Linked DNA regions of Mus musculus: region 1 is linked to region 2. Evidence: chromatin loops called from intact Hi-C (ENCODE). Cell type or tissue: left cerebral cortex. All regions are shown on one strand. Each heading gives the region's core, and the rest is flanking DNA. Links, peaks and the distances in the headings are about the cores only. Region 1 has its middle 12 kb from the start of B4galt4. Region 2 has its middle 5.2 kb from the start of Upk1b.

Region 1 (5,382 bases), core at 200-5,199, 75 kb before region 2:
TATAGCTGCAGCTGGGATGATAGCTAAACAACTGTACACAAACATTCGTCTTAGCAAGCAGCTCCAGGGTGGTCAAGGAGGACTTCTGTAAATAGACAGAGGTCCCTGTGGTTGTAGGAGACAGTGGGCTGTGGGAAGTCAAGGACCGTTTCACATACTGTGCTCCCCTTTAATCCACAGGAAGATGCTTCAAGATCTCAATGGAGACTTAAAACTGCAGGACTTGTCACACTGTATCAAACCTTTCATACAATGTCGTTTTCTGTATATGCATACCCAGGTGCAGATTCAGTTTATAAATTAGGAACGGTAAGATAACACCAAATACATTCTAGAATAGAACATTTTTGTAACAATAATATTGCACATTCCTATCTAGTATTTTTAAGACGTCAGTGACTGCGGGTACCTGCAACAAAGGGAACTATCACATTTTGAAGGACACCAAGGTGTTTGTTTGGGAACCAGAGAAAGGGAGGCTCTGCAGAGCCCCTGGAACAGCCCAGTGCCTCCTTCTGACTCCCTGAGTCACCATAGGCTTCCACTTCTCCGTGACAGATTTGGTGAGTTATCTTCTTCCTCTATCTCAGGGCCTGAACACAGATTTTTGGAAGTCTGTGAAATGTATTTGTATTTCGTATTTATTCATTGATTGGACTGGCCTGTCAATACATTCACAGACCATTACGGTTTATACATATATAAGGCTTATATAGTGAAGGTTCTTATGTAGAGAAGAAGTGTCACTGGCTGGTGACACTACTGAGAGGTGATTGGATCAGCAGGCTTGTAACTTCATCAATCCATTGTTCATTGGTGTTCACCATTACTTGGTGAATCCATTGTTAAACACGTGATTAGTGGTGAGGCCTATCTGGAAAATGACTACTAGAAGCAAGCCTTTGAAAGTCATCCCTGCCCCAGGCTTGCCCACTCCCCAATCTGCTTGGAATAAAGTGAGCAGCTTGACTTTAATCGTACCCTTCCACCATGACGTCCCTGTCTTACCTCAGCATACATTCAGCGAAGCCGGCAGACCATGAACTTACGCCTCTATAATTTGGGTGGACGGGACACACCTTTCTTTAAGATAACTTTCTCCGATGTTTGTCACAGCAACAGAACACTGACAAACACAGTGGAGCGCATTCCCTATGTCTACCTTGGGATTGATGTGGACATGTGGAGTTTGGAAGACAGCATCATCCCTCCACTGGTGGGATGTGCAGCATACTGTGAGATTGATGGCAAGCTGGATGTACCAAAGTCCCAAAGTCAGAGTGTCTGGTGCGTAGCAGTAAATTATTAAACCGCACTGAGCTCCCGGTGGTGGTGGTGGTGGTCACGCTTCTCGCTACCCACCAGAGTTCTCTGGATTCTCGAATTAAAAGACACACACTCGCAACCTTTATGTTTTGATATGCTTTAACTAGCTCAGTGAACCTCCACGTGGTTAACACACTCCCCTTGGTTGCAAGGCAAGAATTCTAAAGATATACTCAGGGGCGTATGAGACCAGGGTTTGCTCAAGTCTGTACAGGATATGGGCGAGACTGCTGGCAAATCTTGCTTGTGTGGAGGGAGGAACTAGATAGGATTCGATAATGTGTTACAGAGTTGAGTCCAGACTAGGTCCTGTAGCGCGGGGTCAGCTAAACCTGGGTGGTGAGGAGGAAGGCAAGAAGGTGTGGGGCAATAGTAGCTTCTTCATAGCTCCTCCCCACTTGCCTCAGTGAGACAGGAGGCAGGAAGCACACCCTGGCTCAGTATCTCAGCCCAGGAGAGAGGCTGCTTGGAATCTCATCTTTACCTCTCGTCACTTGCTTTAGTCCCACAATCATAGATGGTTTGCTGAGGGAATCCATCTATATTAATACTGCCTGTTTGCATGTCCATGAGTAGCTGTAGAGTTAAGAGGTGATGTAATTTTACCCTGTATTCCTAGAAATTATCTGTAAGATCACCATCCCAGAGTTTATTTGTGTAGTCTTAAACTATATACAATATTTCGGCCTTTCAGGAATTTGGCTTGAGTTCTTAAAATTCCCCAGACCTCCAGAAGGGGGAAATCTCAGTCAACACTAACATTTGAGATGTGGGTTTGCCATCTAGTGGGCATCTTTGAATCTGTATTTGTTATAAATACACGTGTAGCATACACATGTTTACACAGAGCCATCTGCACACCCACCCCAGAGTTTCCATGAAGTTATTTATCTTCCTTTCTCATCTTTAACGTTTATAGTCCAAGCAGGGTTGCAGATGCAGCCTTCTTGGCAAAGCGTCTCGTGTCTCCCTTTTATGTGCGCTAAGGGTAGAGGAAGGTTTTATAGTGTGTGTGTTCGCACATACAGTGGAGAGCATCGGAGCTCCACGGGGGCTCATTTGAACTTTCTGTACTTCTCCGTGTGTACCTTTCATGCTCCACTTGGGAATTACTGAGCCAGAACAGAACACCAAGAGACACGTCACACCACACAGGCATTGAGTCTGCCCCGCGGTAGATACTCAGTAAACATTCGTTTCCTTCCTTTTCACCCACGCCCACTCCCATTCCCATAAAAGCTGTATTCCAAATGTTCCAAATTCAAATATTCCAAACTCACAGTTTCAGTGTGCATTTGGTATGAGAGACACCGCTATCAGTGTAGCTCTACTACGGAGGCGGGGGCACTTAGTTCTGAGAACGAAAAGACGAATAAAACCTACTTTAGGATGTCCAGAGCAGGAAACAAGGGTTTTGCTAGAGATCTCAAAACCAGCAGGATAAATCTCAGGCATTTAGGGTAGGTTTTTAAATTTCAAGTTAGACTTTCCCTTGGAAGGACTATCACATCATACTGGCTTTCCCCAACAAGGAGTAGGGGAAAGATTGATCATCTCCCATATGGCGTGAGGTATTGAGAGACAGTCGGAGAGGGGATTTTAAGCAATTTTGTTCTGTCTAACGAAATGAATCCTCCTTTGATGTTTCCGTGGTACGGAGATGAAGATTTAAATTGCCTTTCTGTTATTTTTGGATGTGGTTTAGTGTTTCTTTGGAAAACGCCGTGTAGAGTCAGACTGTGAAGTGGCAGAGCTTTGTCTGGAAAGGATAAATGTACAGACCATAAAACTTTTAAAAATAGACATATTAAACTTTCCCCATGTGTCTTAAATCTAAAATTAAGCAACAGGAAAATGATAAAACCAAACAAGGGGCATTTATTTTTAAAAGCAATACATATGTTTGGCTAAAGAATTCGGAAAGTACAAAATACCATCAAATAGGGCTGGAGAGATGGCTCAGCCGTTAAAGGCTAGGCTCACAACCAAAATACCATCAAGTAGTAAAGGGGACATTTTTTCTTGTTCAGAGGTCCTTTTCAGTTCCTTGGGTGATTAGCCTTGCGGTTGTAATGCCTGTGCAGGCATCGCTGACGTCAGTTTCCTGGTGGAACTGCCTCACTGTCTGTTAACTCCCCGCTGTGAATGACAGGAACTTCAGCCTCTGATAATGCCTTTCCATTTCCTCTTCGCCATGTGTGTTTTTATTTTATTTATTTTTATTATTTTTTTTTATTTTGAGATAGGGTCTCACAATGTCGCTCTGGTTGGCCTGGAATTTGCTATGTAAACCAAGCTGGCTTTGAACTCAGAGAGAGCCACCTGGCTTTCAAGTGCTGGGATTAAAGGTGTGTGTGCCACCGTGTCTGGCAATTTTAAATTCCTGTTTGGTCAATATTAGTGGGGGGTTTGTTAATGCTCTGCTGCTACATAGGACACCTACATAGAAAGAAAAGAGGTTTGCTTCAGTTTATAGTTCTAGAGGGAGTGGGGGATCCAAGATCTAGAGTTCTGGGTTATTGATACTAGAATATTTCATCTCTGGCTGTAACTGTGGATGGGCCCATTTCTTAGCACATATCTCACAGGATTTTTAAAAAACTGTGTATGCACTGAGGGTCTGTTATTGGTTTATTAATATTTTAGATTTTTTACCCTTAAGAGCTGACTCATCTTTTACTGGTATAAAACAATCTATTTATCCTTATATTAAGGATAATAAGGTAATAATCTTCACTTTGAGGTATTTTGTTTGTTTTTGCTTGATTTTGAAGACAACAGCAAAAACTGGCCTTTCATTTTCTTTCTTCCTTTCTGTGTCTGTGTCTATGTATATGTGGTGCTCTCTCTCCCTCCCTCCTTTCTTCCTTGCCACCCTTCCTCCCTCGCCACCCTTCCTCCCTCTTTCTCTCTCTCCCTTCACCGCCCCATCTAAAGATTGAATCCAGGGACTTGAGTATGCTAGACACACACTCTGCTGTTGATCTATAGTTCCTGTTTCATTCTAAAAACTTATAATTACATTTCATTTCTTTGTATGTGGATGGCAGTGATGGCATGTGTTGGGGAAAAGGGCATGGCACCTATGCAGAAGCCAGAGGACAACTTTCAGAAACATTTTTAAAATCAATTCTTTAGCACTTTCACACAATATATTTTGATAATATTCATCCCCTATGTGGGGGCCCTAGATCAATGTTTCTCAACCTGTGGGTCTCGACCCCTTGGAGGTCAAAGGACCCTTTCACAGGATCACCTAAGGCCATTGGAAAGTGCTGATAATTACATTAACACCCATAACAGTAGCAAAATTACAGCTATGAAGCAGCAACAGAATGGTTAGGGGTCTGCAAAACACGAGGAACTGTATTAAAGGGTCACAGCATTAGGTAGGTGAGAACCTCTGCTCTAGGGGCTGTCACATGGTCAACTGCGCATGGCTCCAGACTCTTAAGTAAAACTACCTTTCTTCCCCTAGATGCTACCAGGTGTTGATAGTTTCTTGATGAGTGGTGGGAGCTCATGAGCCCTTCTGCTTCCTTGCTATGTTGACTGGTTTGGTCCTGTGTGGGCTTTGGGTGGATAACCACATAAGTTCATGAGTGCAGACAGAGGTCCTGTCATGTCCAGAGGACAGTGGTCTGCGCTTGTTCTCTCAAACTTCTGACTCTTACAGTCTTTCTCCTCCATCTTCAGTGATGGTCCCCGAGCCTTGGGAGTGGATTCATGATTTAGGGTCCCATTATTTTCTGCACTTCGATCACGAAAGGCAGTTTTTATTCAAATACATTTCCAATGTATCTGGGTACAAAGTATGGAGATACAGATCTGGTCTGAACTGGTTTTGGGTTCATTCACAATTAAGCAAAATTGTGTCCTCGAGTGAACTTTTAGGGGAGAATCTCCTAATTACCATCCGATACCTATGCATATATCTGTGCATATACCTACACATATACCTACACATACACCTATGCATACTCAGGCATGCCTATGATTAAAATCAGACGACTTATGGGACGGGGAGCATACCACAGAAAACTCATTACATAACCT
Region 2 (5,382 bases), core at 253-5,252:
GCAGGTAGGGTCGGTAGAGTACACTCAGAGCCAAATGGCTCTCCGGGCCAGCCATAGGTGCTCTGCCCACACCTGGTGTGCAGCCAGTTTGTGCCCTGTGATTTCATCCCGACTCCATTCTGAAGCCAAATCCATCGTCTGTAGCCCTTATAAGTTATAAGTCTGCCCTCTCTGCCTGACCAAACCCGGCATCCTTAACTTTCCACTCTGTGTTTGAAGTATGCCTGGTCCCACACAGTGTCTAAAAACCCCTGGAAAAATCACTTTCTTTAGTGAGTCTTGAGTTTTGGTGAAAACTTTCTTGAAATGAATAAACTTAACAGGGCTTGAGTTTCAATAGACATTGTTTTTTCTATTTAGCAATTTGAGGCGGGAACTAAGGAGGAAGTGGGGGGCTGTGATGAGGATGTCATGTGAATATATAAGTTAGTGGGGAAAAAAAAACAAACCAAAAGTTAGTAGACATACCTATAGTCCCTTCAGCTCTGAGAGATGATGATAAATTCAGATAAATTTAGTTAACTCAGTTCACGTGCTTAGGTGATAGATAGTAATATCAACACGGCTTCTACCAGCTCCCCTAGACATTTCCCGTAAAAGAGACAGCTCCATGCAAACAGATCTTTACTTTAGAAGGGATTATGGACCATTTAATCCTCATCGATGGCTCTGATATGGAACTTTATGTGGACTAACCAAGTTCTAATTAACTAATCACAGAGCCCAGTTTTCCTTCCAGTGAGTGAAATCCTTCACAATACCTCTGATGTCCAATATTAAGGGGCGTGTTCTGAAACTTGGTTTATTGAGACGCACGACTGAAGATGCTCTATACAACCATATAGCTTGTGTCTAAGAGGTCGTATGGGAAAACATCTTATCTTTTCTGCTTCTGGGAGGAGTATACTTTTTCTTCTACCTTTGGCTGTGAGCCTCGCCTTTAATGGCTGAGTCACACCTCTAGCCTTAGACTTACTCATGTTCTAAGCAACTTGCTTGCCTCGATGGACTAACTGTTACACATTTTCAGCCAAATTTGTTCTTGCCTTCATTCTCATCGCTCTGTACAGCCAAGGGACAAACAGCCTCTATCTGACCAAAGTCAGGAGTTGTCCCTTTGCCTACATTTACTGTCACACAGCAGCAGTGACACAGTGGACTGAGCCATCCACCCTTCTCACAACTCTACTCTAGTTTCCTGAATTACATTCAACTCTGTGCTTCTCCCATTTTTTTTTCTGTTGTTTTGTTTTGTTGTTTCCTCGTTAGCCTGACGCATCTTGTCAGAAGACCCACGCCTCAGAGTGTCTCTCAAGTGCGAATCTTAAAGGCGCAGTTCCGTCAGGAGGGGCCTCACTCCCATAACTTCCTGGATAGAAATGCAAACAGGTAAAGCAACTCTCGGTCTCTAGGTAGGAGGTGGATTCTAGACGTTTCCTTGAAGATTTTTAAAAGTTAACCAATAAATGGATTTCAATGTGGCATTTACCTTGTTCTTCTCAATCCCCTGTGTGGTACTGCCCTATTTTGCCTCTTATGGATTCCCTCCTGCCCACGAGGAGTGCCCTTTCTGCTGCCATGTCATCTGAACCCATCATCCCTTCCCTTTCTTCTTCCATTAAGAGCTCTTCTTCCACTCTCATGGTCCCCATTTTCATATCACACACCCCACACACAACACACATACAGCACACACACACACACACACACACACACACACACACACACCTGAAGATAAAAAATAGAAAAAAAGCCTGACATTGCTTTTTGTGTTTTGTTCCTTGCACACACTGCCTCATGCAAGCAAACCAGAGTGGCACTGGATGAGAAATTAATTTTCTTGTTTGGGAGGTTTAGGGTGAATGCCTTCCCTTCGGTCTTGGAAAAACATGGTTGCTGCATAAGTCATGCTTGGGAAGAAAGCAGAACGCGTGTGGCCGAAGCACCAGTTATGTGAAGTTTGCATCTCTGTAAGTGTTGCTCTAAATTATTTTCTGCTTTTAACATTCGTAATGTTAGACTGACAACCAAACTGACGTGTGGCTATGATAAGATAATTATCGCCCCCATTTCTGTTCACCTCCTACTCAGTGGAAAACAAGACCATTTTGCTGTAGCAGAATTCCTTCAAGGTCTAGTGAGAGATGGCTCCACATTAGAGACAGTTCCAGCACGAATCAAGCACACACAAGTTCCTTTCTTTGCACTGCCCGCCGCGGGACTGGTGTCACACTTTGTCTCTGACACCAGGTATTTTCACATAGAAATGGCCCAAATGGGGCTGAGGAGAAGGCTCAGTTGCTAAACTGCCTTTCATGCTTGCAGAGGACTGAAGTTTAGGATCCCCAGCACCCACATAAAAAGCCAAGTGTGGCAGCAAATGTCTGTAACTCAGATCAGTGCTCGGGGACAGAGGCAGGCAGACCCTGGAGCTCATTGGGCAGCCAGTCTGCATCCAACCAGTGAGCTCTGGTTTAAATGAGAGACCTTGTCTCAAAAATTGGACTCTGCATGCATGTGCACCTTCATGCGCTTGTGCACACACCCACACACATGAACAAGCACATGAAACAAGGAGAGATGCCTGCTGGTTTGCAATGTAATTGTAATGGACGTATTGTATTCTGTTCTATGAATTTGAAATAGTCTTCCTGGTTGAAAATTCAGGTTGTTAAAATTTTTTTATTAGATATTTTCTTCATTTACATTTCAAATGCTATCCCCTTTTCTAGTTTCCTCTCCGAAAGTCCCCTATTACCACCCCCACCCCCGCCCTACTCCCAAACCCACCCACTCCTGCTTCCTGGCCCTGGAATTCCTCTGTACTAGGGCATATAATCTTCGCAAGACCAAGGGCATCTCCTCCCATTGATGGCTGACTAGGCCATCCTCTGCTACATATGCAACTAGAGACAAAAGCTCTGGGGGGAGAGGTACTGGTTAGTTCATATTGTTGTTCCTCCTATAGGGTTTCAGACCCCTTTAGCTCCTTGGGTACTTCCTCTAGCTCTTTCATTGGGGGTCCTGTGTTCCATCCAATAGATGACTGTGAGCATCCACTTCTGTATTTGCCAGGCACTGGCATAGACTCACAAGAGATAGCTAAGATCTTGCTGGCATATGGAATAGTGTCTGGGTTTGGTGGTTGTTTATGGGATGGGTGGATGTTTATGGGATGGGTGGGGCAGTGTCTGGATGGTCCTTCCGTCTGTCTCAGCTCTGAATTTTGTCTCTGTAACTCCTTCCATGGGTATTTTGTTCCCCATTCTATGAAGGAATGAAGTATCCATATTTTGGTCTTCCGTCTTCTTGAGTTTCATGTGTTTTGCAAATTGTATCTTGGGTATTCTAAGTTTCTCGGCTAATATCCACTTATCAGTGAGTACATATTGTGAGAGTTCCTTCGTGATTGGGTTACCTCACTCAGGATGATATCCTTCAGATCCATCTATTTGCCTAAGAATTTCATAAATTCATTGTTTTTAATAGCTGAGTAGTACTCCATTGTGTAAATGTACCATATTTTCTGTATCCACTCCTCTGTTGAGGGGCATCTGGGTTCTTTCCAGCTTCTGGCTATTATAAATAAGGCTGCTATGAACATAGTGGAGCATGTGTCCTTCTTACCAGTTGGAACATCTTCTGGGTATATGCCCGAGAGGTATTGCTGGATCTTCTTTAGGTTAGGGAAGTTTTCTTCTATAATTTTGTTGAAGATATTTACTGGCCCTTTAAGTTGAAAAAAACCTTCATTCTCATTTATACCTATTATCCTTAGGTTTGGTCTTCTCATTGTGTCCTGGATTTCCTGGATGTTTTGAGTTAGGATCTTTTTGCATTTTGCATTTTCTTTGATTGTTGTGCCCATGTTCTCTATGGAATTTTCTGCACCTGAGATTCTCTCTTCCATCTCTTGTATTCTGTTGCTGATGCTCGCATCTATGGTTCCTGATTTCTTTCCTAGGATTTCTATCTCCAGAATTGTCTCCCTTTGGGTTTTCTCTATTGTTTATACTCTCATTTTTAGATATTGGATGGTTTTGTTCAATTCCATCACCTGTTTGGTTGTGTTTTCCTGTAATTCTTTAAGGGATTTTTGTGTTTCCTCTTTAAGGACTTTTACCTGTTTAACAGTATTCTCCTGTATTTCTTTAAGTGAGTTATTAAGGCCCTTCTTAAAATCCTCTACCAGCATCATGAGATATGATTTTAAATCTGAATCTTTCTTTTCGGGTGTATTGGGGTATCCAGGATTCGCTGTTCTGGGAGTGCTAGGTTCTGATGATGCTGAGTGGTCTTGGTTTTTGTTAGTAAGATTCTTATGTTTGCCTTTTGCCATCTGGTAATCTTTGGTGTTAGGTGTCCTAGCTGTCTCTGGCTGGAGCTTGTTCCTCCTGTGATTTTGTTAGCCTCTGTCAGCACTCCTGGGAGTCCAACTCTCTCCTGAGTCCCAGTGGTCATAGCACTCTCTACAGGCAAGCTCTTCTCTGGCAGGGAATATGCCCAGAGGTCTGGGTCTCATCTCCATCTCCTGACTGAGGATGAAGGCCCGAAGGGACCCTGTCCAAGAAGCTCTGTTTTGTCTGCGGCCCACACGCTCTCCTGTGTGGACTGGTCTCTGAGAGACCCAGGATACAAGATTGTTAAAATTTTTATAATTATGATAACGATGCAGAAAGTATACATGTCCATAAGATTTTAAATACTCATTATTTCTTTGGTAAAAAAAAAAATTCTTAAAATTTCAATTTGTGGCTAATGGCTATATTTAAGGTGTTCTGATTCGTGAGCATTGCAGAGATATTGTGGAAAGACTGTTTCTTAGAACAGAGTAAGAAAATTCCCATTTCTCTGCAGTTTTAGGTAGTATCTTAAGCTAAAAAAAGGCATTTAATAAGCATTTTTAAATTCTATTTCTTTGGTCAGTCATAGGCTTTCAGTAGTAACTGTCTTAATTAGTTTTCAATTGCTTATATTGTCAAGACAAAACACCCCAATGAAGACAACTTATAAAAGAAAGCATTTAATTGTTGGGAGCTATTAAGACAACTCTGTTGTCTTGATCTCCGAATTGGGCCTCTCCCCCCAAGAAGAAAATGGGGTCAAAAGCGGGCCACCAACACACTGTTCCGAGAATAACCACAGAATGTTCCAGCCCTAAGTCAGCACCAGATGTCCTGACCACAAGATGTACCCTGATACCACCAAGTTCATGCTTCCCCGTGTAGTTGCCAAAAGAAAAATTTCTGCTGCCCCATCCCTCCTGCTGAGAAGTACTTCCTCTTTTGCTTGTGCATTTCCGATGCCCCATCCCTCCTGCTGATAAGTACTTCCTCCTTTGCTTGTGCATTTAAGTCTTGAGCCTTGCTGAATACAGAGACA

The links. A loop is a pair of places that touch in the nucleus more often than their neighbours do. Peaks named below come from ENCODE experiments on the same cell type or tissue, not always from the same donor. Only the 100,000 strongest peaks of a DNase experiment are listed, where the experiment ranks them.
Region 1: it touches region 2 in a loop (2.1-fold over the local background); 14 of 42 quality-filtered maps call a loop at or near these places.

Annotation. Positions count from the first base shown.
Region 1 is chr16:38,727,687-38,733,068 of GRCm38, forward strand. No RefSeq gene overlaps it. Among named protein-coding and RNA genes, the nearest start is that of B4galt4, 12 kb to the right of the region's middle. In left cerebral cortex, for the core only: a CTCF peak has its summit at 2,087; DNase peaks (open chromatin) are centred at 1,502, 2,134, 2,499 and 3,416; H3K4me3 peaks cover 605 bases; H3K27ac peaks cover 803 bases.
Region 2 is chr16:38,802,662-38,808,043 of GRCm38, forward strand. No RefSeq gene overlaps it. Among named protein-coding and RNA genes, the nearest start is that of Upk1b, 5.2 kb to the left of the region's middle. In left cerebral cortex, for the core only: no CTCF peak of the experiment used is centred there; no DNase peak of the experiment used is centred there.